Regions from separate parts of the Homo sapiens genome. Here region 1 is linked to region 2. The links are chromatin loops, found by intact Hi-C in ENCODE. Cell type or tissue: mammary epithelial cell. All regions are shown on one strand. Each heading gives the region's core, and the rest is flanking DNA. Links, peaks and the distances in the headings are about the cores only. Region 1 has its middle 370 kb from the start of SPATA31D1. Region 2 has its middle 420 kb from the start of SPATA31D1.

What was found. Peaks named below come from ENCODE experiments on the same cell type or tissue, not always from the same donor. Only the 100,000 strongest peaks of a DNase experiment are listed, where the experiment ranks them.
Region 1: a loop joins it to region 2, with 2.1 times the contacts of the local background. A loop is called at or near these places in 3 of 110 quality-filtered maps.

What each region holds. Positions count from the first base shown.
Region 1 is chr9:82,351,279-82,356,663 of GRCh38, forward strand. It overlaps a transcript of LOC105376107 not described here. Among named protein-coding and RNA genes, the nearest start is that of SPATA31D1, 370 kb to the left of the region's middle. In mammary epithelial cell, for the core only: no CTCF peak of the experiment used is centred there; a DNase peak (open chromatin) is centred at 3,153; H3K27ac peaks cover 2,098 bases.
Region 2 is chr9:82,407,304-82,412,688 of GRCh38, forward strand. No RefSeq gene overlaps it. Among named protein-coding and RNA genes, the nearest start is that of SPATA31D1, 420 kb to the left of the region's middle. In mammary epithelial cell, for the core only: no CTCF peak of the experiment used is centred there; a DNase peak (open chromatin) is centred at 3,218.

The DNA of each region.
Region 1 (5,385 bases), core at 329-5,328, 56 kb before region 2:
AGTCATGGCCACAGTAGAGGAGATGTATCAAGGTAGTTAAGCTTGTGAATTCTGGAATCAGAGAGCTTGGGTTGAAATTCCAGCTGTGTGTCCTTGGGCAAGTCACTTAACCACTTTGTGACTAAGTTTTATCATCTGTAAAATGGGGATGGTAATAGTACTCTAGTCATAGACCTGTATGTAATATGCTGAGAGGTAAATGCTATATGGGTGCTCAACACTTTCAACACCTCACCCAGATAAAGCTGCCCAAACTGAGAGCCATAGGAAATGTCAAGGTTCTGGCTGTAGCTCCTTGGCTTTTTCACTCTGCATGCTGAAGACTGCTGTGACAACCACCAGCCTGAAGACTTTTTCAGCTCACAGGTTGGCCTGCCTGAAAGACAGGTCAGAAGTTCTGAAGAGGTAGTGTTCCTGAAATAAACCCTAAGCCAAAGACAGAAAGGATTATGGTGGATATTCAGCTCCCTTATCGTTCAGTTGAGATGAATCTGGGGTATGTTCCAAACTGTCTCCTGAGGCACCCCAGTGGGATTAAGCTCCAGTTACCCACAATGGTAACTGTTTACTGGCTTTCTTTCCTTTCTTTCTTCCTTTCCTCACTACTCAATTTCTTTACTGTTGTTTTCTGGGATCACCTTGCAAATAAACTACTTGCACTTGAATCCTTTTATCGAGATCTGCTTCTGGGAGAACCCAAATCACGGCAGGTTTCGTGGATTTTTTGGAGTGTCATAAATAACTATTGAATTGGATGCATTATTTTTAAAAATTTCATTGAGACAATATACACTCTTTGGAAACTTTAAAAGGCTAGTACAAGTTTTTATGCTTCTGTGTTTGTTATTGTTTTAGTGAGAAAAGATCTGGACTTAGAGGACTCAAGTTGCTGCTAACTAGCTGTATTTTTTTAAATCTCTGTTTTAACATATGATACTATGTACACATTATTGTAATAATTAGTTAATATATGTAAAATGGTTCCAAAAGGCCACATTTCACTGGGGTTTTGTTTTGGTTTTGAAATTTTTGCAAGTTGACATGGCTTCTTCATTTCTCATTACACAACATAGAGGATTCATTAATATTAAAAAGAGAACTAATTTGTCTATATTGTTATGACCTATCTTCGGTTATTCAATTTTGATTATCATTTCCATTTCAACTTTTCAACAATCTTATCTTCCTTGCCATTTTGGCAGTCACCTGAAAACCTAGCCAAGGTTTGGATGTCTTGTGGAAGCAGGGCAATGGATTTTGGAGCGGTGTATTTTAGATCCTGGTCTTTAAGCTCTAAGTTGTAAATTGCATGAGACATTTCAATTAATAATGTTAAGAATTTTTTTTTTTCCATTATATAAGCAATTCATGTACTGTTTGACTAATGCTTATGCCAAGTATGAGTTTACCAAACTACTAAGCCACAGGCAAATTCAAACCTTACAGCCTTTTCCTGTGATTCAAAAATAATGAAAATAAATATATATTCATAAAAAGTAAAGGAACATTACATTGCTTGCTATATTAGCTAGTTCAAAAAGCACTTTTCATTAAAACATTTAACTACTCACTTTAAAAAAATTAAATTTAGCTGGGCATAGTGGCATGCCTCTGTAGTTTCTCCTACTTGGGAGGCTGAGGCAAGAAGACCACTTGAGGCAGGGAGTTTGAGACCAGCCTGGCGCAAGATGGCAAGATCCTGCCTCTAAAGAAAAAAGAATTACATTTAAAAAGTTAAAAAAAGATGCAAAATGGCAATATAAATAATAGGGGGAATGGCTTAATTGCTACCATTGAAAGAGAACAGCAATTGATATTTTGATCTTCTTTCTATTTTATATATAGGTTTTGTTGTTTTTTTACTGGGTTGATTTTATCATGTAATGTGTATTTCACCATCATGCACATATCTAAGTGTATGTCTGGGGGGTTAATCAGCATGTATGTCTCAGTGCAAAGCACTTTCTTCCAGGTTCTCATTCGCCTTTTAGCTTCTCTTTTTCCAGTCTGGTTTCCTGCCCCTAGCCCCACCCCTACCTCCTAACTTCTCAGGTTGTCATCCATACAGCAACCAAGTGCCTGAGTTTTGTCATTTTGGTACCAGAGCTACAGTCTGGAGACTCTGCTTCTTTAGGCAGCCTGACTGCTTCTCATCCCTGGTGCTATGATGGCAACTTTGGGATGTATTTCTCCCTTCTTTCCTTCCCTTTCCCTTAGACAGGGATTTATGAAGTGAGGTTATTAGGAAAGGGCAAGGTCCCTGTAGGGCCCTGCCAGCTCCACTCTTCCCTTTAAAATTAGATATCCATTTTTTAAAACTTATAATTTTAAAAAATGGTTATAAGCATCAATACAACAAGGTGACTGGTGGGGTAGAATTTTAAAATATGATGTAACCTCTTCTTGTTCTAGAGGTTAAGCCAGCAAGTCAGCTTAGGACATATTTTTCTAATCGTGGGGGGAAATGGCCTGGCTTACCTTAGTTACATAACCATGTGTGCAGCCTGTTCTGGCATTTACATGCCCCTCCCTGAAACAAAGCAGAGGATTCTGGTTTGAGCAACGTTTTCCTTCCTTTCCTCCCTACCCTTCCTCACCCTACCTTTTGTGAAGGTTGTGAATCAGTTTTTCATAAGAAGTCTAGAAGCCTTGTGAGAGTGAAGAGACTCCAACCCCAGCTGTTTCTCCTTAAGATTCAACATTAGAGAAATTTGGAAGGAACCACAGTGTTCCTGACTGAGACCTCTTGGTGGGAAAGGAACATGACAATGATAGATGAGAACATACAGTGAGAGATAGGAAGTTGGGGCTTCCCGAAGTTTCCAAAAGGATCTAAGACAGGTCTGTCTTTGCCAGACCCTGTACTGAGCCTTCATATGGTCCCAGCCGTGGCCAGCCTAGTTCTGACATCGCGACTGGGCAACAGTGGGATGGCTCAGCGTTTGAAATGAGTGGTGACCTCCATGGTGGCCTCAGGATCTAAATGTACAAGGGCTTCACTGTAGCTGTGGACCCTTGTCCAGTGTCTGCAGACCCTGAAGTGACAATGCCAACAGTGCTGCCTCTGACTCATGGTTCTCTCACATTTAGAAGAGTCATCGAAGTCCTTTGGTCTACATCATTGTGATTGAGGGGATATGGGATACCAAACTGCCTGCCCACACAGGCTTCTGGGGTTTTACATGATTCATTAGAATAATAAAAAGGATGTGGCTACGTTTATACCTCCAGGCTGGTGAAGTAAGTCACTATTACTCAAGCATTCTTCATGTTATTACAAACATTAATGCCTGCCTAGCCATGTACTGAGAGAGTGTACTATATTTTATTTTCTAATTTCTCCTTTATTGGAAATTTAACTCTTTTGCATGAGACATTTCTGGTAGAACCTAGTATTTGTTTTAGCACTATTAGTGTAATAGTAGTAGGCATATATTTTCTAGTTGCTAAAAATATGCAGCTCCAAACATTATTTTTTGGGGTGTGAAGTTAACTTCCTTCTCTTGTATTTGAGGGGCATTAGGGGGTTTTGTCAAGAGTGGGGCATGAGGGAGAGGAGGCTCAGAGAACTAAGAGTGTACACCATGCTTGCTGGTCCCGGGTTCTCAAAGGCATCTTTGACCAGAAGGGGGGTCAAGGATAGTACTATCTGTTGGGAGGAAGCCACACATCCAGTGGATGTAAAAGAGCATGACTGTCCCCAGTGAGACCCTAGTAATAAGCAGGGCATGGCACATGGTAGGTGCTTGGTACTTACTCTTTTTTAATTTTTGGATGGTTGAATATTTCCACTAAGCATTCAGAGAACAGATTATAAACCTATGTAAGCATTCCAGAATTATAAGATTAGACTTGCATAAAGTTGCCATGTAATTTAAAAAATGCTCTTTAACCTATGGAAAGGTTTTTTTTTTCCATGAAAAAATTGGTAATGATATGTACACTAATCTATATAAAGAGCATAAGATTATAATACAAATAAATCCATGTGATTCCTTCCCGTGTGATGTTATGTTGTTTCAAGATAATATTTTTCCCCATAGTGGTTATGTGATCTTCTATATCTGGATGTAAACAACAACAATAACAACAAAAAGAAACAAAAAAACACTCATGCCAAAGGAAATAATGACTATAGCTCATGGTGGTGAATGATACTTTGGGGGAGATAGGAAACTACCTTAGACCTGTACTTCTGAGTGCACATTATTACTTTTGCTTGATTTCCCTCTAACTTCTATTTATTTGAGAACCATGATCAAATGAGACCACAGGCACCACTTTCAATTACAGAGATTAAGGAAATATAGCATGAGTTTTGTTTTGTTTTATTTTTCTAGAGGACATTTGCCCTATATTCTTGGAAAATGGCAGCCTGTGGAATAATTTGTCTGGTCAGGCCCCAGCTACTTTGCCTTGAAAGGGGAACCCATTAGGAGTAGCTGCCTTACAAATCCTGGCTCTGAGTCCATCTTTTAAAATTTCAGTTTATTTTTATTTTTTAAAAATTTTGTTTTTCCTATTTATTTGTTTATTTTTGAGACAGGGTCTCACTCTGTGGCTCAGGTCAGAGTGCAGTGGTGCAATCACAGCTCACTGTAGCCTCAACCTCCCAGGCTCAAGTGATCCTGTCACCTCAGCCCCTGAATAGCTGGGTCTACAGGTGTGTGCCATCATGTTGGCACACGTTGGCTAATTTTTAAATTTTTTTGTACAGACTGTGTTGCCCAGGCTGATCCCAAACTCCTGGGCTCAAGCAGTCCTTTCACCTCAGTTTCCCAAGTAGCTGGGATTACAGGCACACGCCACCATGCCCAGCTGTATTTTTTTATTGATTTACATTTTTTTTTGTAGACACCAGAAAATAAATTTTCTTCCACAACATAGAGATTGGATTTAAAAGTTCTTTTTTTGCTTTTTTTTTTAGATGTTTAAAGGAAACTGATTAAACAATGAGATAAAGCTCTAGACATAAGATAAATGGTAATAAAAACAGTATCTTAAAAGGGATTAGTTATCTGCAATCAACAGAGCGCATTTAACGTATATTATCACATTTGAATCAGAGAACAGCCCCCTGAAGCCAGGTGGGGAAGCATTTTGCTCCTCTTTTCATAGTGGAAGGAACTGACACTCAAAAAATTTAGGGGTTGTGTCCATGACAATAGAAGTTGTAACTGCAGATTAGAGTTCCAGTTTTCTCACTCCCCTTTCTGCCTTTTTTTCCCCACTTCACCATGTTGCTGTTGAAGGTGCCAGAGTCTTGGAATTTTTATGTCTTTTTCTCAAGAGTCATTCATAGTCCCAGAATATCTTTGCAAGGGAAATGAATGACCCTTCTGAAATTTAGAGCCACTCACATATTTATGTCATCAGTATAGCTCC
Region 2 (5,385 bases), core at 166-5,165:
AACACTTTACATGTATTTAGATTTGGGTTTAGTGGTTTTTGCAGTTGGGAATCACATATCTTGATTTTTAACCCTTCAAATTCTGGGAAAACACTTACCATAGTTCTATCATTGGTATTACCTTTATCTCAACCCAAATTGTTTGCATAGGAAACCAGGCATGGTTTTGATGATGGGCTGAGGGAAGGAAAGGAGAAGGAAGCCAGGAAACTAGAATGAGAAGGAGCACTATAAAGTGAGAATGGAGAACAATCTAGCTGACCTTCTCCCAGCCCTTTGAAGTAAGAGTGGAGTTACAGACAGAACCACTTTTGCTGGCAAAACTGCCACGGCTTTTGGAGAAGCTCAACAAGCAGGAGTGAAAGGATTTATTCTGTTGATGGAGAGTCTGAGCTCTTCAAGTCAAGAGGCAAGTAGGGAGGTAAGATAAAAAGAACATATTCTTGTGTGGAAGGAGGCTAAAAAAGTCATTGCCAGGCTGTGATTGCCAGGATGACTATCAGGAGCTCTCAGTGGAGATAAGAATTTGCAAGTAGTCTCTAAACTTATTTCATTGGTCTACTGAATGCCATACAGTCCACCAGGGGCTGTCTGCATCTGGACCTCAAGTCTTTATTTTTCTTTCTTTCTTTCTTTCTTTTTTTTTTTTTTTGAGACGGAGTCTTGCTCTGTCACCCGGGCTGGAGTGCAGTGGCGTGATCTCAGCTCACTGCAACCTCCACCTCCCAGGTTCAAGTGAATCTCCTGTCTCAGCCTCCCAAGTAGCTGGGACTACAGGTGCAAGCCCCCACATCCTGCTAATTTTGGTATTTTTAGTAGAGACGGAGTTTCACTGTATTGGTCACGCTGGTCTCAAACTCCTGACCTCAGGTTATCCACCCATCTCGGCCTCCCAAAGTGTTGGGATTACAGGTGTGAGCCACCGCATCTGGCCCTCGAGTCTTGATCACTGTTGATAGCATTCTGAGTCCTTGGGGGCCTTTGCATCTTCTCTCTTTGGGGGGAAGAATGCAAAAAGGATCTGCAGCAAAAAATACTGGGTCTTGATAACTTTGCTTGATGAAGCAAGGAGGAAGATATAAGGTCAGAAATAATTGCGCATTTACACGCCTAGAAGAAATGTCAGGAGAGCAAGCTTGTGTTGGCAAGGAAAAAAATATGCCTTGATTTGCATGTACTAAGTTTAATGGGTCCTAAATTGTGTGATTTTTCTTCCCAAACTACCTACATGGTTCTTCTCACCCAGTCTAATGTCCTTATGCTGATGTTCTGGTGCTACACATTAAGGAATAGCTATGATTGGTGTCACCTGGGCCAGACAGATACTGATCACCAGAAAAGTGGATGCAGTACTCAATTTGATGTGGAGCTTCAAACATTAGCCTCTTAACTGAAGTATGTTTAATTTCTTTGGTGAATCATTAAAATTCAAGGCCAATCTATAAAATTAGCTTCTATTACTACATCACAGTTGTACTTTTATTAAGTTAGAAAGCCTCATAACTATCTTCTGCCAGAATCTCAGCTGTTAAGAAGAGAATTTAAACCTTCCAATTTCTTCTCCCTTCTACCATTCACTCAGGCCCTCCATGATCATAATATTGATTTCATGACCTTATTTCCTCTTCTAAAGAGATACCGTCTTAACAGTGCTCTCTTTGGCCATCACTGTTACTGATGCTTATATTTATATAGCTGTATTAAAATATTAGATTGATGCTTTTGCGTTGTCCTGGATTCACAAAGCATCATCCAGAAGAAACAATCTAACAGGAGTGGTAATGTCCCAATTTTTTAAATCAAAATCCTAAGTTCAATTGAAACCCAATGGCCCCATAAGACCACTTATGTGTGGCATAACCAGAACTGAAATTGGTTTTCTGATCCCTAGACTGATGATTTTTTTTTTCATGTTGCCACTTTCGGACTCAACTCCAAAGCTCAAGAACCACTAAGATTGTAAAGACAATGACAATCTTATCTCTCTCTGGAAGAAGATGCACAATTCCCAAATTAACTCCGATGTAATGTAGGAAGACTTTTATTCGTCCTCGAGGGAAGAAAGTTTTTACATTTAACCCAAAGAGATTGAAAAACACTAGACTTTGCTAACAGCTCTCCATAACTTCTATACAAATCATATGAGCCTATTTCTAAGAATACTTATATCTGGCTGTCACACTTGATTTCTTCCTCTCAGAAGTAGAGTGGCTTTCTTTTGTAATCCTCAAATCACTTTGCTTCCCACTCTGAAAAGTCACGAGCAGGGCAATAGTTCCACAACATAACTAGTGGTTGAGAAACACAAGGCCATGCTGCAGTACTTCCCGAGTTTCAGGAATACTAGTCATAGTCCTGGGAGTCTCCCTGACCTGAAAATTTCATTGAAGAGTAGCTGACATTGTTAATTTAACCTCCTCCTCTTTATCCAGTATGGCAACTTCATGCAACAACAACAAATTCCAGGGACTTGCCAGTGTGGTGATTTTTATAAAGATGAGTTGTTGACAAATGTAGTAGTTTTCTTCCTCCTTATTAAACAAGACCTAGGCTAGATCTCCTATAGCTAATGTGTTGACACTCTAGTGTGAAGCACTCTGTTGAGCACTTCTAACACAGCAATCAGAAAAACAAATTATCCCCTGAGTAGTCCCCCTTACTAGCAGGTAAGAATATAAAAATACATTTGCTTTTTCCCAGTGGTTAATTTTCTGTTCCTCTGGAGATCAATATCTATTTACATTTACTTACCTAAGGAGAGAAAGGCTAGAAATTTTTCAGAGGACAAGGTTAGAGGTCAGGAAATTATTCAGTTGCATTCAGAAACTTCTAAGAAACACTTGAAACATTTGACATGTTGAAGCCAAGCTCAACAGCTCAAACAAGATAAATCTTATTCTGACTTATCAATATGAAGGAAAAACTATTAGCTTTGACAAAGTCATTGCTAAAAAGTATTCCAAAGCTGAAAATTTGGACATGTCATTGTCCTCCTAAAAGTTTTCCATATCTTTCTATCACCTATAGGATAAAACCTAAACTCTATAACATCATTTTCATAATCTGGGCTTCATCCATCTGTTCACTTGCATCTCTTGTCATCAAATCTCCCCACTCTACTGTATTTAAGAATTTACAATTCTCTGAATACTCTGTGTGTGGGCCTCTGGGTATTTGCTTATGCTATGCCTTTTGCCTGGAATGACTCATCACCTTGCTCAACTGGAAAACACCTACTCTTCTTTCTAAATGCAACTCAAATGACACCTGCTTAATGGAGTCTTTCCTGCCTTCTCCAGCTGACATAGAGGATCCAAGATAGGTTATACACAACTCTACCCTGATCATTATCATCATCCTCTATTAGATTTGTCTCTTTCCTGGCTGTCTTTATCCCAGAAGGCAACCTCCTTACGAGTAGGTATCATATGAGAGAATAAATGATTGTGTCCTATTCCCAAAATGATTCCCTCTATATACGTACTCCCAAAGGTGGGAAAGTATAGGTAACCAATGACTCTCACGTGTACTTCTTCTTCAGTAAAATGTTTACTGTCTTCAGTAAGTCTTTGCTTTTTGAGGTGAGCATTAACTTAAGACCTAGATTAAAACCAAAGCAGGTCATGAACTGTTGTGGTCATTCTCTTACACTTTGCCCACACTTCCTATCAAACTCCTGCCTCTGTTCCTCCTTCTCCATGTCAACCCTTGCCCAGAGTGACAACAGTAGAAAATGTCTTTCTAACCTCAGAGTAACAGTCAAAGGTAGCTAAGATTTCATAATCTCCCAACATGATGACAAAAAACACACAGGTAAAAGCATGCTTTATAGACATATGAATCCTAAGTAAACCTTAAATGTTTTTCTATTCACCTCCCTCCTTCTCTCTTGCATTTTTGGAATTAGTCCAAATTCCTTTTGAGATTACCTTGATCTTTAAGTCCTCAAACACATCTAAAACTTGTCTTGCTTCATCTGGTATAGTTTCTTTTTCATGACATTATAAGAATCAACTAAAATTTCAAGAGTCCAGAATGTTGCAGCTGAAGCACTTTCATATTTGAAAAAAGCATAATCACAATTCTTTCCCCATATGCTACCTTCTCAGCAGGGCTATTTTTTTCACCCTCAGAAATGTATAGTGTCAGAATTCCTCAAATAAGTTAAGAGTTGAGAATCAAACTCAGAATGATCCTGTCACTACATTCCAGAGGGAATGCCTCTTTGCCCAGGTCCCTGGAATCTCCCATTTCCAATTCTGTGCTGTAGACCTGGAACAAGCTTAAAGAACCACTGTTCAAAAAGGATACAGGTATCTATTTTCATTCAATTCAACATGTGGTCTGAGATGCATATCTGAAAGCATAGTTTAAAATTTTTTTTTGGTCTTATGATATTTAAAATTTTCTTGAGACCATCTGGAAAGAGGTTTCCCTTTAACAATGTCAGTCTTTCTCCACATTTCTCTAGTTATTGCTTCCTTTCTGTCTGTCCTTCCAATATTTCTAGGCTGTGGTTGGAAAGGCATTTTTTTCCTTTTATACTTAACATTTGGTGAACTTTTCCTCAGGTTACACAAGGTGCGGGTGAGGGTGGAGGTGGCTTTCGCTTTCTCAGCCCTGACCCCTCCAGCTCACACATCCTAGGTTTCTGTTCTTTCTAAGTACCTCTTCTCAGTTTCTTCCAGAACAGCCTGGATCCATATCTGCTTCACCTTGGTAACTTGAACCTTTGATGGATCTTGGGGAATAAGCAGCTCGTACTGTGAACTCTGATACCTTTTACATAATAGCATATCAATAAATGCTTGAATGAGGGAAAAAGTGAATGACTTTCACTAATTATGAATTTCTTTCCTTGAGCTGTTTGCCTCTGACTTTTTATATATTCTGAAAGGGAATACTACGTCTATATTTACTAAGTCCTTTCTCTCATTTTGTTACTTTTTATCTGGTAAGAGAGCATTGATTGGGGAAATTCTTTAATATAAAAAGGTGTAAAAGAGGTGATGATATAGAAACAACTATATGCATCCCCAAGTGTGCAGCAAGAGTGAGGACTGATTTGACATTGAAATGCTCTATGTCTATAAAATTCACTCATTAGAAGGCTTTTATCTTGAGGCTGTAATACCTCGAATTAGCATAACTTTGAAGTCTTCCTTCTATGAAGCTGCCCAAGTAAGTGATTCTCAGTCTTTGCAAGTCATCTTTTAGCCATGGCTTTGTTAAAGCAAGCTGACTTAAGCTTAGTCATAATTACAAAATTTTGGGTGGGCAAAGCAAGATACTTTGATATTTCTACTTTATCATCTGAAGGAACTTAAGGAAGATGAGCTCATTTGGAGAGAATGAATATCAATGGCCATTACAAGCTGTTACTGC